Linked DNA regions of Homo sapiens: region 2 is linked to region 1. Evidence: read pairs that join two places in POLR2A ChIA-PET (ENCODE). Cell type or tissue: Caco-2. All regions are shown on one strand.

The links. ChIA-PET counts read pairs that join two places held together with the same protein. Peaks named below come from ENCODE experiments on the same cell type or tissue, not always from the same donor. Only the 100,000 strongest peaks of a DNase experiment are listed, where the experiment ranks them.
Region 2: POLR2A ChIA-PET joins it to region 1 with 5 read pairs; 2 of 35 experiments call an interaction of 5 or more read pairs at or near these places.

Annotation. Positions count from the first base shown.
Region 1 is chr20:40,475,916-40,478,415 of GRCh38, forward strand. No RefSeq gene overlaps it. Among named protein-coding and RNA genes, the nearest start is that of MAFB, 210 kb to the right of the region's middle. In Caco-2, no CTCF peak of the experiment used is centred here; a DNase peak (open chromatin) is centred at 975.
Region 2 is chr20:40,392,040-40,394,539 of GRCh38, forward strand. No RefSeq gene overlaps it. Among named protein-coding and RNA genes, the nearest start is that of MAFB, 300 kb to the right of the region's middle. In Caco-2, no CTCF peak of the experiment used is centred here; no DNase peak of the experiment used is centred here.

The DNA.
Region 1 (2,500 bases):
CAATCTTTGTATATATGTCACATGAAAGTGTATCTTTAGGTCACATTTCCATAAGTGAAAACACTAGGTCAAAGAGAATATGCCTATGGAATACTGATGGATACATTGCCTGGAGTGCAGTGGCACCATCTCAGCTCACTGTAGCCTCAACCTCCTGGGCTTAAATGATCCTCCCACCTCAACCTCCTGAACAGCTGGGACTACAGGTGTGTGCCACAACACCCGGCTTTTTTTTTTTTTTTTTTTTTGTAGAGATGAAGTCTCACCATGTTGTCCCAGCTGGTCTCAAACTTCTGGGCTCAAGAGATCCTTCCACCTCAGCCTCCCAAAGTGCTGGGATTATAGGCATGAGCCACTGTGCCCAGCCTGGTTCTTTGGCTGTACATGCCCTCTTCCCCTAAAAGTCTCTCCAGGTTATCAACTCATATAGTCAGAGGGCTGCACTCCCCAGATGAAACATAAATCTCTGTTTATGGAAGCCCATGAACACATTCTGAATACTTAAGCTCAAGAGAACAAAGCCTGAAGAGGGAATGTCTCTGGTCTGAAGTCCACCTTCTACTTTCCCATTTCTTTCTGTAGGGTCTGTCTCTTCTTCATACTATTCTTATCCATAGCACCCAGTCCTTTCCCTTCCTGAAGATGCAACCCTAGACTTAACCACTAGACAAACCCAGCAGAACATATTGTCCCAGTATCCGTATAAGATCTATACATATGGTGCTTCATTCTCGGCATTTTTCTCTCTCTAATCACTACTGCCTTCTAAAGAAAATGTGGTATGCTGTTTAACAAAAGGCTCATGTTATGCTGAGCATGTTGATAAGTTTGGATAGACAAATATTGGCCAAAGATGGAGCTGAAGCTGGAAAGAGCCAATACACAATAAAGCCAGAGGAATTTGGAGATTCCAAGAGCAACCCATGAAAGAGGCGATAAGGAAGAGAGGTAGGGAAGGGGGAAAGGAATCAAAGAGCCATCAAGATATCAGGAGGTTGGGAGTTGTGTTGTCTGGGGAACAGGCCAGTGATGCTTCTCCAGAGGTCCTGGGACCCAAGGACATTTCAAACAAGGAGGTTACCTAATGTTTACTCTGAAGCAGCTGTGAAGCTGAGATGTAGGTGCTATCTTGGTATTCCTAATTGCCAAGCCATCGTTGAAGTCTAAAGAGTTATTACTTCTGTATGCGTGTAAGGCAGGGGAATAGACAATCAAGGAAGGAGCTGACCATGCCTGGGTTAATATGGCATGGATCAGTAAGTGCTCTTTCAGAGGTGAACCTCAGGGCCCAAGATAACCATGGAAATACTAGCTTATGGGGATTCCCACTCTTAGCAAGGACCTCCATTGATCAAGAGGTCCAGAGAGTAGAGATTTCACCTGATCTCTGGACCAAATTATATTGCACATTTCTGCACCTTTCTCCATGAGGGTAGGCCAAGATGGCTATTCTCATCACCACAACTCTTCTTTCAGGTTGCCACATGGCCTTCTCCTTCACTTCAATCAGGTCTCTGTTCTAACAGAAAATCATTCCTGATCACCTAACTACAGCCATACCCCCTGCCCCACCTTCTCCACCCCCTAACCCTGTCACCTAGCATTGTATATTTGTTTATCCCCTTATTGTTTTCCTCCCTCCCTAGAACATAAGCCCTGTAATAATGGGAAACTTCTCACCTTTGTCTTCTTGGTCCCCATTACCTAGAACTATGTCTAGCACAGAGTAGGTACTCAGTAAATATCTGTAGAATTTATTAAGCAAGCCAAGAATGACTGGAGTACATAAACATGAAAACATTTGGACGTTGTTTAAAACTAAGCAGATTACTATGTTGAGTGTCTCGATGTAGCTGAGAAAACAACTATTTCATAAGGAACAGAGTGAAATAAAAGTCGAAGGGTTTAAATTTTTTTAATTAGTCCTTTTATTCTCATGTTTTGCAGACTAATAGCAACCACGGACTTAGACACATAGAAGGATTTTATGAATTGCACATCTCTCAGCAGGGTCTGACTGCCTGCATGGACAGGGAGGGTGAGTCCCAGTCCAGATAACCATGAACATCCATGAGTAATTATGACCAAGATCCTATTACCAAGCCAAACCTTGCACTAGGAGTTAGGCATGTGTTACTGAGGTCAGCAGTTGGCTCTTCTGTCCACTGTTTTGTGCCAGCCCAGACAACTTAATGCTCTACCAGTGATTATACAAATTGTGCTCTCACTTTTTTTTTCAATTACAGAAGTAGAGAACATGTCATGATCCATACGGAGAAGGAACAGAGCACTGAGTTTAATCCAAGAGTTGTCTGCATTTCCATCATCAAACTATTACTTTTCCACTCATCCTGACCCACCACCATTCTCCCACTCTGTGTTCAGAACAGCCATCACTGCAGAGTAAGATGCCATTAGCTAGCCATTGAGGTCATTAGCTGCATCCACACAGAAGAGCAGGGAGGCCAAAGGCAGCCTTTGGAAATCATACTCAAGCTAC
Region 2 (2,500 bases), 84 kb before region 1:
ATACACTGTGGTCACAACACCAACTAGATTGGGACCAACAAATGCTGTAGAATGAGAGGTGGAATTTTTTATCAAGATTTCCATTAAAGAGTTGAGCTTTCAGATCCATAAATACAGTGGTAGATAAGGTGAGCAAGCTAGGGCATGCAGTAGTCCAAAAGCAGAGGAAAATATGTTCTAAGAGGTGATTTTGTTGATGTTATTCATCAGCCATGCTTTCCCTGTCTAAGGCTTTTGAAGGTCACTTAGTGACAGATCCAGAGCCAGTTTTTGACAACAATGATGACAGCAACTTTGAAGATGTTTGACAGAAAACAAAAGTGGGGAGAAGGACAGTGTGTTGAGTCTTAAAGCACTGAAAGATGGTCTTGTTGGATGGAGGAAGTTTGGACATATTGGCAGGAATTAGAATGGATGGAACTGAACACAAAGCGAGGATGATGTAGTCTCATTCTGGAGAAACATCGTGGACTCATTGGAAAAGTGATGAAATTACAAAGGTGTGAAACCCTGGAAAAGTGTCAGGTATGTGGGATTCCTGCATGCACTACATTCGTCATGACGGCAAAACTCACCCACTGGCCAGGAGAGCTTGAAATCATTTCCTCAAGGGAAGGCCACATTGCTGAGGAAATCATCCCTCCCTGGAAATTTCTGATCCTGATTCCCCTCATTTCTCTAGAAATGATATCTTAATTGATTTTTAATCATTTTCATTTCTCAAAGTTAATTACCCTCTGAAGGTGCCTACCTATGTGTGTGTATGTGTGCATGTGTGTATGTGTGCGGGTGTTGGTGTGCATGTATACACACAACTGTGATCATCTGATTGTCCTTCTTCATGAAAAATAATATTGTTACAATCTTGATACTACATGTAAATACAGTTGATAACAAGCCTTTCAATACAGAAAAAAACAAAGGCAAACAAACAAACAAAAAAATCCTGGGAAGTGTCTTCACGTTAATGTCTAGGTTATAATTTCTCACATTTTTTCAGTTTCTTACACACTTAGTGTCTCAGTAATATTCTCCTGGCAAGTGTAGGCCAAAAGGAAAACCTGATCCTTTTATTAGGGAGTTAGGTCCAAAACACTCAGTATTTATGTCTTAACTTAACAGCTATTGAAAAGAGTAACTCACATACATTCAAATAAATTCTCCAATCACCTGGTCTCCAATCAGCCTCATCTTTGTTTCCCACACTTCTCTACCTGAAACATCCTCCCAGCTCTGTCTCTACCCACAGCTCCTGTCCTCATCACACAGCTCAAGAATCCCCCTGCCTGTCATGGCCTCCCTCCACTCTCCAAGAGAATTGCTCACGCCTTCCTCTGTGCTTCCAGAGGACTCTGCCCCTGTCCTTAACATGCAGCATCACAGTTATTCACTAGTGAGAGACTGCATACCTTCAAGTGAGGGAACATGTTTAATTCATGGCTCTTTCCTCAGCTCCTAATGGGGTCTGCCACCTTCTAGGTGCTTACTCCATGTTTATTCATTGAATGAATGATCGACGTCACCAAACTCACCAAGCAACTTTGAAGTGAAAATGTAAGAGAACTGTAGGTGCCAGCCTACATATAAATGCACAGCCACATATACATATGCAAGTCTACATATACGCATGCATTTATATGCATGCTAACATAAACATCTGCCTACATCCCAGTCGCCTGAATAGTAGTTCTGGATCCTCTCCCTGGGAAGAACACAGAGAAATTAAATAACTTGCTCTGGGTGGGTCGCATGGCTAGTATATTACAGAATTAGGATTCAAACTCAGGCAGATTAACTCCAAAGTTCATGTTCTTGACTAATGTGCACTTTGATTCTCATTCCTCCCAGCGAAAGGTCTTAGGAATGTATATACAACCAGGAAGTCTTTTCCAAAATAAATGAAGTAACATAATTATACTTTGCCCCTATCCTCCCTCCTGCTGCCCAATTCTCCCTCTGACTACTCATCATTATAAAAACATATGAATTCGACAAATTTAGCAAGTGGGCATTTATGACTCTCATCTTTTCCATGCATTGGAATACTGATCTGAGCAAAATATGGCCTTTGTCATGAATGAGAAGGAAAGACAGAGACATTGAGGTCTGTAAGAGGACAATGCACAAGGTATTGGAGGAGCATTAAATAGGAGGGAGCAATTCAAGCTGCGAAAAAAGATCACAAAGCCCTCAGAGGAGTAGGATACCGGGGCCATAAAACCCAGGGTTCCCATTCAAAACAGCCAGATAAAACATATTCCAAAAGATGTAGTCAATTCCTGAATGAAGCAGATGCATTTGAGCAGGAAACCAGGAATCCTCCCAGATGTCCCAAAGCCTTGAGCAAGCCATTCCTCAATGCTGGGCCTCAGTTTCCTCCTCTGCAGATGCTCTATGGAGCATGCTGGATTAAACTATCTTTAGCTCTAAAACCTCACCTCATCCTTCATTAGATTCCATATATATGATAAAGTATTCATAACAGTGTTCCAAAAATAAG